Linked DNA regions of Mus musculus: region 2 is linked to region 1. Evidence: chromatin loops called from intact Hi-C (ENCODE). Cell type or tissue: heart. All regions are shown on one strand.

Region 1 (8,000 bases):
TTAAATATTGTGATTGAAATAAGTTTCAAGTTGATCATGGACTGGTAGTAGGCTCCCAGACAGACTCCATGGTAGAAACGCCATTCAGGCCATAAAACTCAGCATGTAGACAGCACCACTTGCCAAAGGAAAACAAAGTCCTAATCCATCAAACGCCATAGTTCTGGGAAAGTCTCTAAATGTACTAACCTTGCTTATTGGCTCCTGTAGTTTCACTTCTGGCTAACTGTTCTTGTTAGCTGAAGTATGTCCACCCAGTGTGTGTGTGTGTGTGTGTGTGTGTGTGTGTGTGTGTGTGTGTGTGTGTGTCTGTGTCTGTGTGTGTCTGTGTGTGTGTCTGTGTGTGTATGGAGAGAGAGAGAGAGAGGGAGAGAGAGAGAGAGAGAGAGAGAGAGAGCGCTTAAAAGCTCACCCTGAGAAAAGCTCAGAGCTACACTGGAATACACAGTATAGTCACTAGCCTGCTAATAAAGACTTTCCATTGGCTTAAACCCATGTCCAAGTAGTCTTTTCTGGTGGATACCCTACAATACACTTACCATCCACATGTCAGCAGAAGAGAAAAAAAAAAAAAAAGAATTGCCCACTTATAGCTAGCTTAGCACAGAACCTGGGGCCTCACTATCCCACACTCTGCTTAAGGAAGAGCGTCAGTCATTAACCCTCACACAAGAGTATGCTGCAGTCAGATCACACAGGCTCTGGAAACTTCTTGTGGTGTCCATCTCCTTCCATCCCATTCAGTTTTGTTTGTTTGTTTGTTTGTTTGGGGGGGTTGTTTTGTTTTTGAGACAGGGTTTCTCAAAAAACGCCCCGCCTTCCATCCCATTCAGTTATACCACATTGATCATTTAAAGCAATCAGGGTAGGAACTCAGACATCACACAAGTCAGTAAATGCTGCAAACTGGATATAATTTTTGAGAAGCAGCATTGAAGCCGGGCATGGTGGCGCACGCCTTTAATCCCAGCACTTGGGAGGCAGAGGCAGGTGGATTTCTGAGTTCGAGGCCAGCCTGGTCTACAAAGTGAGTTCCAGGACAGCCAGGGCTACACAGAGAAACACTGTCTCGAAAAACCAAAAGAAAGAGAGAGAGAGAGAGAGAGAGAGAGAGAGAGAGAGAGAGAGAGAGAAGCAGCATTGAAAACTTAACATGACAGGCCCTCCAGTACCCAAGGTATCCGTGAGGTAACTGAAGCTGGGCATAATTAAAGCAGCTCCCTATTCATATCAGATCTCCAGACCGCAGGTCCACTCTGCGACACTTTCCAAAAGCTTGGCTTCCGCAGTCCAGGTTCAAGAGCTCTTGTTCCCTTTCTAGGGATGGGATGGCCAGCAAGATGAAGTGGGACTAGGTGACAGGCAGTAGCTGCATGAGCTCAGCGGGCTCAGCGGGCTCAGCTCTGGGGGATAACCTATGTGACGTCACACATCCAGCCAAGCATGAGCTATTGACCTCTGCACCCTACACAAACCTGAACTCCACACACATCTACTTAGCCCGGCACTTCTCTATGCATCATGGGTGCAGAAAAGCAGGGGGGAAATCAAGAAAAGACAAAAATCCAAAAGCTACAGACAGAAAGGGGCATAGCTCACTCTCCACTGACCCTGCCTTAATTGTAAGTGCCACAGAGGTCCCTGTAGTCTTAGAGAAGCACTAAGAGAACCAGGAATGTTAATCTTTCAGGGCGTCTCCTCAGTGGAGGAGATAAAATCAAATCCCTGCATTCCATTCAGAAAGCTGAGAGTGCAGGTTGCTAACAACCTGGTGACCTTTTTGCTATCTGTGGAGGCGGACCTCCCTCATCCACCTTTTGCTATAGAGGCAGACCTCACCCACATTCCTCAGAATAATCATCCCGATCTCTTCTCTCCCTAGACCATCACCCACCCTTAGGGGAGATGTCACAAGTGCTCTATAGTCTGCTGACCCCTAAGCCATCGGTCAGAGACCACAGTAGATTGTAGGCCTTTTAGCTGTAGAACCCACTGTCTTGGTCACATGTACTTTGTAAAAGAGTCTCTATGTAGTCACGCCTTAAGCTTTCTTGTGCACCTGGAACTGGACTGATTGGATTGATTGTTGCCTAGAAACCTTTTCCCAAATTATAGCGTTTTAAATATGCTGACAATGAACTGCCTGGCCCTAGACTCCCCGGAAGGCTGATCCAGGTTGACGAGGTCAGTCTGCTGTGGGTTTTTATCCTTATTGCTCCCCACTGCCCACCTGCCTGTTTGACAGCAAGGACCCTTTCACTTCAGTGCTGCTGTTGCTTGGTTTGCTTTGTTTTGTTTTTGAGACAGGATCTCTCTACATAGCTCTGGCTATCCCGTAACTCATTATGTAGACCAGGCTGGATTTGAACTCACAAAGATCTACATAAGCCACCATGAATAGTAATTTATATTTTTATTGTCTCGGACATACACTGTTCTTATTTAACTCTAGGTACCATCAGGAGATTTAGTTTGGGGGTGGAGCTGAAGTGTATAAATTGGAGGGAATGCCCTTAAAAGAACTTGAACTTGGGCATGGTGGTGCATGCCTTTAATTCTAGCACTCGGGAGATAGAGGCAGGTGGATTTCTGAGTTCGAGGCCAGCCTGGTCTATAAAGTGAGTTCCAGGACAGCCAGGCTTACACAGAGAAACCCTGTCTCAAACAAACAAACAAAAACAAAAAAAAAAGAATTTGAACTTACAATTATGACTACTATATATAATATGTATATTATACACATGTTTCAGTATATTTATATATATGAATATATCACAATGAATTCTCAAAGAGATTGGAGAGAGCCTATGAAAAGCCTCATGAAGAATCAGTCTCGGCTACATCCTCTCTCTATTTCACCCCAACAAGAAAAACAGCCTTTCCTGCTCAACCCTATACTTTATACTGCCTGCCCCCCACTTCTAAAGTGATAGCTTTCCAGAGTGATATACAGAAGTGCACGTGCACACACACACCTTCCTCCACACAGGTAAGAAAATAGTCAGGTGTGATAGTGCACACCTTTAATCTCAGCACTCCAGAGGCAGAGGCAGGAAGATTTCTGTGAGTTAGAGGCCAGCCTGATCCACATAGTGAGTTCTAAGACAGACAAAGCTACATAGTGAGAGAGCCTACGAACAAAGATAAGGAAATGTGTAGTATGATACTTCCATCCGGAGTTGGCTGATTTGTAAGTAGCACTGCGTACGTCTTAAGATGTAAATGCGTGCGTATACATGTTATATTTGCTACTGAGCCATTTAAGCCTGATCACGCAAGTAAGCAACCAGTTTATAATCAGAATACAAACAGAATAATTCATGGATTTACTTCTATTTTCCTTCTGGGACAAAACCGCTAGTGCGTACACACTGATACTGCAAGCAAGAGTCTGACCTCCTGATCCACCTAAATAATAGTCACAGTCTCTGAAAAACCAAAACCAGCAGCCATGTGGAGCTTTTCAACCTCAAGAGTTTTTTGAGATTACCTTTAGGCAGCTAAAAGCAGCCATCCAGAGACAGCACTCGCTGCCATTCTCATCTTAGCTTAGAAGGCTACAGCCTCTGGCTTCTCCAGGAAGGAGATGAGTCAAAAGGAAAGCATGGCTCTGCACAACCGCACAGAGTGAACATTCCTTACATCATGAGGGAAAGTAATCGCTTCCTATTTCCCAGTGAGGATAAGGCTGGCTGATTCCTAGTGATTGGCAGGGATATAAACAGCCTAGAATAAGGCAGGTGTAGAGCTTGCCTTTGTTTCAGGCCAAAGATTGGAAATGGGATCTTAGCTTTTTCATCAAAGGCTCCAACATCGTGACTCCCATTGTCTTATTATGTAGGACTGAATGATTCAGCCGAGACACCAGGCCAGGCCAGGATAGGAAAGATTCCCAGGCAAGACCCATCACCATGATGTGTTTGCTGTTTGTTTTTTCTTGAAGCAACTAGGAGACTTCGGCAGTGAATGGCAAGGAAGACAGAGAGCTGAAATATAACCTCCGGGCGACTTTCTGAGACGGCCCTTCTCTGCACTTCCTGGGAGGATGCGAGGAGCCATAATTTTCTAATCATCAGGTGACTTAGGAAGCGAATCCAAACAGCAACCTAACACTCTGGGGACTCCAGGGGGCACTCTAGTACAGTACACAGACTGTCCACTAGGTGCTTAAAACACAGACTGTCTGCTTCTCACGGGTTTTCACTGGGCTGGGGCATGGGGAAAATCCGCTCTTCTGTTTAAACAGTACAATCTCAAGACCAGACTTACCAGAAGAAGAAGAAGAAAAAACAAAAAAAAACAAAAAAACCAACCCTCAGCTCATCAGCATGGTGAGGGAGGCACCATCATGACACCCCAGGTGCAGGGCGCTCCCACCTTTGAGGTGTAGCCAGTCTTCCAGTTCCACTGGCTCATCCTTCTGGATGATAGGTCTGTCTGTCTCTCCTCCCAGGCCTGGGCCCTCCTGTGCTGGTCTCACTACTCCTCCTGCTTCTCTGACAGTCCACATCCTCTGGGAATCACATTGATGTTCATGCAACTGCCACTGTGAGCGTGGGGGTGGAGGGACAGCGCTGGGCTCTATCCGCTTATGCTCTAGCACTGGGCACATGACAAGAATCTTTCTGAGCATGAGCACCAATTTCCATGAAGCAAAAAGGTGAGGTAAGAGCTTCTGGCTCTTCCAAAAGTGAGACCTTGCCTGGGCCAGAGTAGGGAGAGGCATTTTCTATAGGCTCAGACCAAGCCTCCCCTGTCTGTGGCCACGCTTCCACAACCCTTAAAGTCTTGCCTGTAAAGCAATCCTAGTATGTAGAAAGGGGTAAATCTTTCCGCAAAACAAGATGAATAATGTAAAATAAAACATTATTCCAGAAATAGACGTGTGGCTGGATCTGAAGAGAGCGATTCAACTCTGATCTCAATGGCTCATTTGTCCAGGAGAGACCCCGAGTCTCCCAGAACCTTTGCTTCTTGGTTCAGCAGCTCTAACCCAGAAGCCCTTCACTGAGGCTGCAAGGCCTGCTAAGTCTCAAATATCATCCTGGCTGGTCCCTTTCTATCCCATGGGGTTAGCTAGGGTAGAGTAGAAACTATGCAGGTCAGGATAATGCCCACTAATGCCCGCTGTCTCCCAGTGCTGCCTTTCCAGGCCAGCCTATTCTTCCTTTTCCCCGGGTTATTTCTGAGCACTTGTCCCTCAAGTCTATTTAGAGCCACAATGCATCACCAAAAAGGCACAGGGGCTCAGTCCACTGTGCCCTGGAAAGAAGCAATGCCTAAGTTCAAGCGTTCCTCCTGAAGGGGACAGCAGAATAAAACAAAACAAAACAAACCCAGCCCAGAGTATGGGAGTTCAGTCAATGGAGAGTTCTTTGTCAGGCAAGCAAGGGAAAGGAGACTGTCTGGTGAGAGATACTGGATCAGCCAGCAAAAGCCTAGAATGTCCCTAAACAGTCCCTAAATATGAGAAGCCATGAGAGGTTGCTGAACTCTTCCTAAGAAGGTTATACATGTTCCAAATCAAGCAACACTTTAAAACCTGCAGGAGGATGGAGAGTGTTTGGGTGGACACCCAGGGGACAGAAGAGGAAGCTGCCAGGAGAACAGGTTATGTATCTCCTTTAAGCAGGGGTAGAATCTAGTGTTGAAGTGTGTTATTATCAGATTTTCTGTGGGTACTGGGGCAGAGAGAAGGGCATGGGAAACCTCACCGTGGTAGCTGTAGGGGGAGACAAGGGTATCAGAGATTACCTGCCCCATCCCACTCCAAAGCCTGTGGGCTGCCGGAGGCGCTGATATGGACACACACAGAGGGTGCACTGGCTTGTGAAGGGTGAGTATGTGGGAACTAAGTTGTACCACTGTGGCCTACCAGCCCAGTCACTTGTGCTGGGGGCTCTTCCTGCTCCTGTCTTGCCCCGTGATCCAGCCCAGCTCAAATTTCCCCGGTTGATGGGCAGCACAGACAGAAGACAGAAGCCCAAGCTAGAATGTGGTCTTCTCAAACACAGCCTCACAGACTGTGGGGAACACATGGATTCTTGAATAACAATGAGGGGGCGGGGTATACACAGCAGCCTAGCATCCTCATAGGGTGGGAGGAGATAGGGATCACACTTCTTGTCTGTGGAGGGCCAGAAGCCCCAAGAGGACCACGGAGTCAAAGCAGAAGCAACAGTTTCAGAACAGGGAGGAGTCAGACTGTGAGTCTCCAGGAGCAGCCAGCCGAGCCTGGCAAAGCAGCCTTGGTGGCTACTCCTGTGAACTGCTGCAGAAACAGGAGGGGCAGAGGTTGTAGGAGGTAGGGAGAAGGGGAAGGACTTTTAAGAATGGGAAGTCTTAGCCAGACGTAGTAGCTGGCATGCGTGATCCCAGCACTCCGGCTCTCTGATGCTGGCTCTGACGTGACAGGTCTGGGAGGGTCTTCGATTCCGAATTTGTCACAAGCTACCAATGTCAATGCTGCTGATCCAGGAGCCATACTATGAGGGGCAAGGTTTAGAGTCATCTAAAGGGATGTAGAGGCCAGTTGGAAAAGAATTCCTTTTGAGAAACCTGCTTTTGATTATTCTGTGAGTAAAGGCCAAGACCGTGAGAAGTCTGCGTGAGACTGGCAGTGCCCCTTCTTCCTCCTTCACAGGTGACAGGTGTTGAAAAACTGGGCAAAAAAGAGGGAGAGTAGAGACCCAGGAGGTCAGGAGAAGAGGCAGAGGAACTCTAGTGTCACTGGGGTCCTTTCTGTGGATCAGTGCTAGGCAGGATATTAAGGGCTGACGTGGAGCATCCCCCATCTCACCCCCAGGAAGGTGAAGATCTCAGAGTGCAAAGAGCAGCATGAACAAGGCCACCCAACCTTTTGCTGTTCTGCAGGAAACTGCTGGACTCAAACCAAGGTTTGCTGATAGCCCCAAGGTCGAAGGCCAGATGATTTCTGTGCAGATATAAAAGATGAACGGACTCAGAAAGAAGGCTGGAGAAAAGGAGGTGAGCTGGACTTAGGTTTAAGAGCCCAGCTCACCTGAGCCTTTCAGAAACGTCTACTTGCTTTCAGAAGCAAGAGATTTCTCAAAAACTCAGGTGGGAATGTAAACTTAAGTTTAGGTAATCCAGGGACAGGAACAAGAATGGGAGGTGCAGGACTCGGGTAGCTCAGCTTGCCTGGGGCCGCATCTTCACCACAAGGTGAGAGACCCTTAAGCGCTAAGGCGCGGAGGTTAAGCCGAGGTCAAGTGGCACCAAGGGTGCAGCGACTCCTAGAATCAAGCGTTGGCTGAGGAGAGGGCGGCGCATACTTAGGAGAAGAAGATGGGACCACAAAGATGCTGGAGCTTCGTCTGGTGGCGACGGGGAGGCCGTGGTGATTCCCCAGCGTGGTGTGGACGAGCTGCCCTGCTTAGGCCGGGCTTCCTCGCCGCGCAGCCCCCAGCCCATCCTTTCCCCATCTTCCCTGGCCTGGGCCAGCTTCCCGGCGCCCCTCCACCGAGGCCGTGGCCCCCAGCCCGGCTACGGACTCGTCAGGGTCCGCCCCGCCGCCGCGGCCCCAGCCCGGCCGCTCCTCCCCCGATGATGTCACGTCCCTGGCCGCCCCTCGGCCGGCCTCGCGCCCCGCCCCCGCCTCCCCTGGCCCCGAGTCCCCTGGGCCCACCCGCTTGCGACAGCCCTCCTCTTGCCCGTGCTCCCTCCCTACGGCTCCCGCTCCCCAGGGAGCGGCGGCGGCGGCGGGATGGCCAGGGCCCGCGGCCAGGCCCCGGGGAGCGGCGGGCGGCGGCGGCCGCGGCGGGGAGGCGCGGGGACCGGGCCCCGGGGGGACTCGGCCGGTCTGCTGCTGCTCCTGCTGCAGGTGCTGCCGCCCGGGGCAGCGGCAGGCCCGGGGCGCCGGGGCACTCGGGGGCCTGGCGGCGGCTGCGTCTGCTGGCCCGGCGCCGGCCCTGCTTTTCCACGGGACGCGCGTCTGCTGCTGTTGCTGCCGCCCCGGCCACCACCGTCGCCGCCGCCGA
Region 2 (8,000 bases), 120 kb after region 1:
TACCAAGTCAAGTGACAGACATGTTAGCCGATCTGCCCCCAGCTGGGGCCCAGACTTCAGTCCTCATCCACTGCTGACCTCTACCCAATCCCTGCTGCTTCCCAGCTCTTTATCTGGTTTAAATCTAACCTGAAAATCATTGCTTCTGAAGCCCTCTAAACACTCGTGCACCTTGAGCCATGGTTCATTTTGGCCAAAGCCTGACAGAGTTTTGAACTCTGTGTTCCTGGTAGACATCTTCATACTGGTAGATAGCTTCAGTGCCTAAAACCCCAAACCAGTGCTTCATTTTGTAGTTCCCCCTGCAGTGCGGCTGTGTGTCAAGGCCAGACATAGGGATGTTACTCCATTAATGATCTATTCCTCATCTGCTATCTGCTTCTCTCAATCTCTCTCTCTCTCTCTCTCTCTCTCTCTCTCTCTCTCACACACACACACACACACACACACACACACACGTAGTTCAGACTGTCCCCAAATTCTCTGTGTAGCTGAGGATGACCTTGACTTTTGACCCTCCTGCCCCTACCTCCCAAGGGCTAGAGTTACACCGATGTGCTCCCGTGCCTACTTTATTTGGTACCAGTGATCAAACTCAAGGTTTCCTGCATCTTAGGCAAGCGCTCTACCAAGTGAGCTACATTCCCAGCCTTGATAAGTTTTTCTGAATTTCATTTTCTACCTGAATATAACAAAGACATAGACACTTGCTTTGGGACATCTGGCCGTAATACACACACACACACACACACACACACACACACACACACACACACACACATACAAACACACACACACAGTGACTGTTTTTATTAGGAGCAGGATAACTACTCAGCACCAAGGCCAGGCTGTTTGAGTCCCAGAGCACTTTAAGAGGCTAGTAAAGAGAAAACCACATGGACTGGAGAAAATACAACTTAACTGAAAATCCTATGGCTCCTGTTAGAGAGGAAGCCCAGGCCTAATGAGTCTAGATGTCTAGAGTGCAGGGACTTCAAAGTTGTCTGTGGTGGGAATAGAGACTAAGATGCCTAGCCTGGACCATGTATCACTGGCCAGGGACATCACTGCAGAGACCTTGGGCCATTCTAGTTAAGAGGGGAGGAGGAGTTAACCAAGACCATATCCAGGGGGCACCGCGGGTGAGAACAACAAAGGGCTTTTTCACCTTTTCTTGAATCAAAATATACCTCCTGCCCCTTGACCTGCCGCTGTGGGATGGGGAGACACAGTGAAACAGGACCACAGACAGGCTGCCCTTACCTAATTAGAGGCTCTTATATTCTACAACCAAGAAACTCAAATTCTCACAGAGGGCCTTGAGGGCCTTGCTCTTTGACACATGGTTCCAAACAGTGCAGTCTAGGCCTCCCTTAGCTTTTCAGATATATAGCAACTCTGTGAGGCTGCCAAAATGACTCTATAGTTAAGAACACTTATTCTTACAAGAGAATCCTGGTTCAGTCCTCAGAATCTACATGTGCGCTCACAACCATCTGTAACTTCAATTACAGACTATATATCTGTGTGTGTGTACACACACATATGCATATATGTATATATACACATATGTATGTATATGTGTATATATGTGTATGTATATATATATGGGGGGCTTACATGTATCTGCACCATATGACTGCCAGGCATTCATGTGGTGCAGATGTATGTAAGCACGCATACATATAAAAAATTAAATTAAAAAAAAAGACTCTAGAGGGCTGGGGATGTGGTTCATTTTAGTGGAGTGTTTGCCCAGCATGCGGCCTTGGGTTTTATCCCTAGCACCACATAAACTTGGCAGTGAAGCTCTTGCCTGTAATCCTGCACTGGGGAAGTGCACTCAGGAGGAGGACAAGTTCAAGGCCAACCTTGGCTACATATCTAGTTTGGGGCCAGACTGTATTACATGAGACCACATCTAAAAAGAAAAAACAAAAAAGATTTTCCAGCTCCAACTTAGACTGCTGAGCCTGCATTTTCCAAGACTCCAAGGTGACAGGTGTGTTTTTGAGGCACTGTGTTAGGGCATGCAGTTGAGGATCGTATTGTGCTGTTGATGACGGTAATGTGGGAGGGAAAAGCATGCCGAGGAGGGGGCAATAGAAGGGGCAGAAGCTACCTGGATCAGTCTTGAGATCTTGGTATAAAACACAGTTCTCATTTCACACATTTAAAACACAGAGTGGCACAACAGTATTTCTTTTTGCAAGAACACCAAGAAACAGAGTGGCACAAAGGACTAGCCCCAAGCAAATGGAGTGGGATATCGTGTGAGAGCTTGCAGAAAAGAGAACGCTGGGCATGGCACACACCTTTAATCCCAGCACTTGGGAGGCAGAGGCAAACAGATCTGTGAGTTCGAGGTCAGCCTGGTCTACAGAGTGAGTTCCAGGACAGCCAGGGCTACACAGAGAAACCCTGTCTCGAAAAAACCAAAAAACAAAACAAAAATCAAAATAATCCCTGAAATCCCTTAAGTATACAAACCCGTCCACTTTGAGTTTAGAGGATTTAAAATGAAAGCAAATGGAAAACACACACACTGGAGTCAATGTGTCCCAAGCTTTTCCAGCTGAGCCAAGAGGAAAGAGGGGTCCCAATTGACCTGATGTCCCAAACCACTGTGTGAATATTTTTGCCCGCCCTTCCTGACCTCACCCAGTGTTTTGTGTTTTGTTTCTGATGGGGTTGGAATGAGGGGCTGGGTTCTACCAATGGTTTGCTTTACCCAGAAAAGATGGTCAGGTATGACTCAGCTGATTCATACCAGTATATTATCTTGATACTGAGGTGCGTGTGTAGTACATGCAATATGACCTTTCTATCTCTGCCTCAAGGACTAGGGAGAAAAGGACCTAGAAGGATCTCTAAAGATGGTCAAAAGGGAAGGTACGCACCTAGGCACTCATTGATGCGCACGCCCGGCTGAGAGGGACAGGCAGGAAAGGCGTCCCTGGAAGGAAGACAGGCAGCGCCTGAGAAACTTACAAGGCCCAGTGTGGTAAGACTAGACTCTGAAGGGCATGCGCAAGGGTGACCGGTCCTTGGCCAAAGCGAGGAGTGAGAAAACCTCACTATCCAGGAGTAGGAGGCAACCTGCACAGCGAGGGGGAAAAGACCATAATCAAGAGCCCACCATTGCTGTGGGGGCTCAGCTGTGCAATGGGAAGAAGGGGGAAGATTGCTGGCGGGGATGGGGGGAGGGGAGCGTCTGCGGTCCTGGACGACTGGACAGACATCTGCTCTAGAGAGTGGCCTTTGGAAATCCCCTTTTGGCTAAGTGGAGAGGAATAGTGAGGGCAGCTGGCAAACACTGTGTAGAAGGGGGTGGACAAGAACCTGACACTGATAAGAAAATCCCAAGCCCAGCCTGGGATACGAAGACCATGGGCATCCACAAGGCGAAGGACTGCTGTCCTGGACCAGGAAGAGGCTCAAAATCCCAGCACGGGGAATCTGGTGCTCAATGTAGTGAGGCGCGCCCCCTGGCGGAAGTCTGTGGCCCTGGCCGTGTAAAGGCCTTGGCTAGGGTCCCTCAGGCTGAGCAAGATTCTACAAGCTTGGATGTCAGTCTTGAGGTGAATGGGGCAGAACTTGGGGGCCATGGAGAAATAGCAAGTCTACCACCATCAGGATGACAGCTTTGCTGACTCCTAACTTTCTTTCCTAAATCTTAAGTTGGCTACCCCAGCAAGAGAAACTTTAGGCTCGGAAAGTTCAGCTGAGAATCCTGGGACAGCCGGGATTCCAACTTCTGGCTTGGCCCTGGGTGTCTTTGGTGAGAATCTGGATACAATTAACTTTGTAAAACATCGTTTTCAGCTGAGTCAACGTTTCCATTCATATTTTGTAATGGAGCCATTGCTTCCTTTATACTTCTCACCTTTCAAGTATTTTCCATCTTAAAAATAAAAATATGTTAGAGCTAGGAATGTGGCTTAGTGGGAGAGTTCTTGCCTGGCTGACATGTGATGCCCAGGGTTTGAGCTCTGATACTGCAATAAGATAGTTTTAAAAGAGATTAACTTAACATGTTAATTCTACAATAGTTTCTTCCCTGCCTTTAAATGTCTGACAAATAAAATAGAAAATGTTAGTGTGTGCATCAATATTTCATGTATGTCTGCATGCTCAGAGGCCATATGATAAGCCTCAAGAAAACCTCTATTTCCTCAATTTCCTAATTGAGTTCCCCAATTAGGTTAGAATGGCTGGTCAGCCAGCCCCAGGGATCTGTCTGTCTCTGTCTCCCCAACACTAGATTCAAGTGTGTGGCACAGTACTTAGTGCTCTTGTGTGAGTTCTGGTGACCCAACTCTGGTCCTTATGCTTGCAAGACAAGCACTTCACCTACTGAGCTGTCCTCACAGCCCAACAGTTCACTTTTTAGAATAACCGAGTAGTATTCCAATGGGTGATGTACCGAATTAATTAAGCCACCTGTTGGTGGATGGGCCTGAGTCATTTTCTGCTTTTATTATTACAACTGTGAAGTCTTCATATGAACCGGTTCCTGTTTTGTGTAGATAAACACTTATAGGTGAGAGAGCCAGACCATATGGTACAATCTTTTCTATATTAGCCATTCCAGCAGTAAATGGTGCTACCTTGTCATGGTTTATACTGGGATTATTCCTAGTGGCTGAAGATGGTGACCATCTGTTGACATGTTTATTTACAATCTGTCTTCTTTCCTTAAGTGTTCAAACTGTTTGCACTCCCTTAAGTTTACTGGACTTTAAGAGCTACTTATTCTAAACTAGACAAAGGAGTGCTTCTCTATTTTAGAATCAAGTCTTTTATCTGATAGTCTGATTTGAAAATACATTCTCCCAGGTTACAGCTTGCCTTTTCTTAACAGCTTTTGGGAGAACAGGAGTTTTGCGTTTTAATGAAATACAGTTACAAGGAACTACACTGGTTTGAGTTCACCAAGAAGCTGTCTCTGGAAGCAGTGTTGTCCTTCCTCCACCCCCACTTCAGGCCCAAGCATGTTTGTCTCAAAGTGTCTTCCAACTCCCCTTTGTGTGAGGGTAGACTGGCCTAATTTCTGTGACAGGGAGGGAAGAGAACTGCAAAACTGCTTAACGTTGTATCTACTCCACATCAAGGTGGCCTGGACCATGAAGATGCCAAAAATGCCAGTGTAGGGAATCTGGTGCTCAACATGGCAAGGTTCACCAGCTGGCAGAGATCTGAGGCTCTGGCCAAGAAAGTGCAGTCGTGGCTAAGGCTCCCAGAGGGGTCGGGATTCCATCTAGGGGGCACACCATTTTCAACAGAGGTTACTAATGTTTCTCCATAACATAGCGTCTACAGCAGGGGAGAAAACCACAAATTCATTCCTGGAGAGCTCATCTATAGAGATTAGAAAGTTCAACCGAGAATCCGATGGACTGCCTCAACTTCCCTTGATGGTTTCTACTGGATGTTGTGCCTGACTTTAAGACATTATAGCTGGGGCTGGAGAGATGGCTCAGTGGTTAAGAGCACTGACTGCTCTTCCAAAGATCCTTAGTTCAATTCCCAGCAACCACATTGTGGCTCACAACCATCTGTAAAGGTATCTGTTGCCCTCTTCTGGTGTGTCTGGAAACAACTGTAGTGTACTCACATAAATAAATCTTTAAAAAAAAAATCTCTGTTGCTATTTATTCTTTCACTTGGATGCTCCACCTAAGCAAACACTGTCCCACCTGGGGTTCTTTCTATTGGGAATCTAGCTGACTGCCTGAATGCTTCCCTAGTGCATTTCTGCAGGGTGTTGTGAGCACTCAAGTTGATGCTTAACTCTCTCTCTCCCTCCCCCTCTTCTCTCTCTTTCCCATCTTTCCCTTTATAGATATGAGAACAGCTAGAGGTACTGGAAAGTCCCTCTGAAAACTCCCTTCTGAAACAGGGTCTATTTAGTCTTGGCTGTCCTGAAACTCACGTAAGTTATGTAGATCATGGTGGCCTCAAACTGACAGAGATCCTCCTGCCTCTGTCTCCTGAGTGCTGAGACTAAAGGCGTGCGCCACCATGCCTGGTCTGGCTTTTCCCTTGTTACTTATTCTTTTCAATGACTTTTTAATGACTTTATGTGTAGGGATGTTTTGTCTGCATATATGTCTCTACACATGTGCTTCCCTTGTTCCCACAAAGGCCAGAAGAGGGCATGAGATCCCTCCGAATTAGAGTCACAGGAGTCACAGAAGGAGCCACCCTGTGGGTGCTGGAAACTGCAGAATCTCTGGAGGAGCAGCCAGTGCCCTTAACCAGTGAACACCTCTCTAGCTCGCCACTTATTCTTTTTAGTTTGCCTCTATAGTTAATAAACTCTCACGCATCATTCTCTGGACCACACAGTACAACAGCATATCAAAATGTTATTTTATGGGCCTGATATGATGACACATACCTTTAATAAGCACTCAGGATGCAGAGGCAAGCACACCTCTGTGAGATTGAGTTCCAGGACAGGTAGGACTACATAAACCCTGCCTCAAGAAAAATTTTATATATTTTATGCTTTTGGTGTTATATCTAGAATATCTTTGTCCAATAATAGACTACCAACTATTTTCCTCTAGATTTGTAATTTAAAATTTAACATTCTGAGTTATGAACTATTTCCAGCTAATATTTGATATTACAAATGGTATGAATTACAAATAGAAATGAATCTTCTTCAGATGGCTATGCAGTGACTTCTCCACTTTTTGAGTCTATCCTGTAATAACTTGTCTTTACATTTTAAAAATGTTATCCTTTGTGTGTACAGGTATTATGTCTTCATGCACATCTGAGAACTACATGTGTGCCTGGTGCTCACAGAGGGATCCTGCCTACCAAAGGGAGTCATTTCTATTACCTCTGGCAAAAGGACCGATGGCTCCATTGACATGCATCTGTGGCTGCATATCAAACCCCTACTCACAAGTACTTACACATTTCAAAGTCCCCAACACCAAGTTCCTGTCCCCAACCCCTATGCCCTAGCTACTCACCTTCCTTATCTCCACTATTCCTTCCTCTCTCTCATGTCCCTAGCCCTCGACATGGCTGGTCAACTTCTCTCTCTGCTCTGAACTTTCCAGTACCTCTAGCTGTTCTCATATCTATAAAAAACCTTAACTATAACATAGAGCAGCCATGTCTGCAGTTCCCTTACTGTGCCCCCTTGTACACTACTACATGGCTTCCAGAAATTGAACTCAGGTCATCAGTCTTGGGGGCATGCATCTTTACCTATTGAGTCATTTTACTGACCCCAAGTAAACATATCCTTGAGGCAAAGTCTTCCTGTGTGGATCGTAACTAACTTGTACATTCACTTAGTACTAAATTACCTTTAAAGATAGATTTCCGTTAGATTTTTTTTTTGCATAGATAATCTGCCATCTGCCAGTAAGTCGTTTTGTTGTCCAAACTCTAACATAGCTTCTGACCTGTGGGGGAAGTATTCAGTTCCTTTCGTAAGTTTGATTTTAACTGGTTTTATTTTTAATGTGTATTGGCATTTCACCAATGTGTGCACATATATATGTATGTAATATATATATATATATATATATATATATATATATATATATATATATATATATATGAGCACACGTGTGTATATGTATATGAGCACATGTGTGTGTGCTCTTGCACATGCACACCTGGTGCCAGAGGCCAGAAGAGGGCATCAGATGTCCTGGGACTAGAATTAGAGCTGGTTGTGAGCCACATGTGGGTACTGGCACACTTCATCACTGACTCATCTATCCAGTCCCCATTTTACTATTTCTCATCCATTCATGGTCTGGACAGAAACATTTTTAACTGGATAAAGTCATCAAAAATCGACAGTAAACTAAAATGTATTTAATAAAAAAATCCACAGACAATTCTTTTTAAATATTCAGTTAAACGGGGCTTTGGAGATGGCTCAGTTGGTACAGTGCTTACCATGAAAGCACTTCAGTCTGGGCCTCTAGCACCTAGTATATGGTGGCATGCATCTGTAGTCC

Evidence for each region. A loop is a pair of places that touch in the nucleus more often than their neighbours do. Peaks named below come from ENCODE experiments on the same cell type or tissue, not always from the same donor. Only the 100,000 strongest peaks of a DNase experiment are listed, where the experiment ranks them.
Region 2: a loop joins it to region 1, with 5 times the contacts of the local background. A loop is called at or near these places in 26 of 42 quality-filtered maps.

Annotation. Positions count from the first base shown.
Region 1 is chr2:130,287,538-130,295,537 of GRCm38, forward strand. It overlaps a transcript of Ebf4 not described here. Among named protein-coding and RNA genes, the nearest start is that of Ebf4, 4.4 kb to the right of the region's middle. In heart, CTCF peaks have their summits at 4,134 (motif pointing right) and 4,337; DNase peaks (open chromatin) are centred at 4,105, 6,154 and 7,624; H3K4me3 peaks cover 1,071 bases; H3K27ac peaks cover 877 bases; H3K27me3 peaks cover 2,846 bases.
Region 2 is chr2:130,408,487-130,416,486 of GRCm38, forward strand. No RefSeq gene overlaps it. Among named protein-coding and RNA genes, the nearest start is that of Tmem239, 6.0 kb to the left of the region's middle. In heart, a CTCF peak has its summit at 6,157 (motif pointing right); a DNase peak (open chromatin) is centred at 3,475.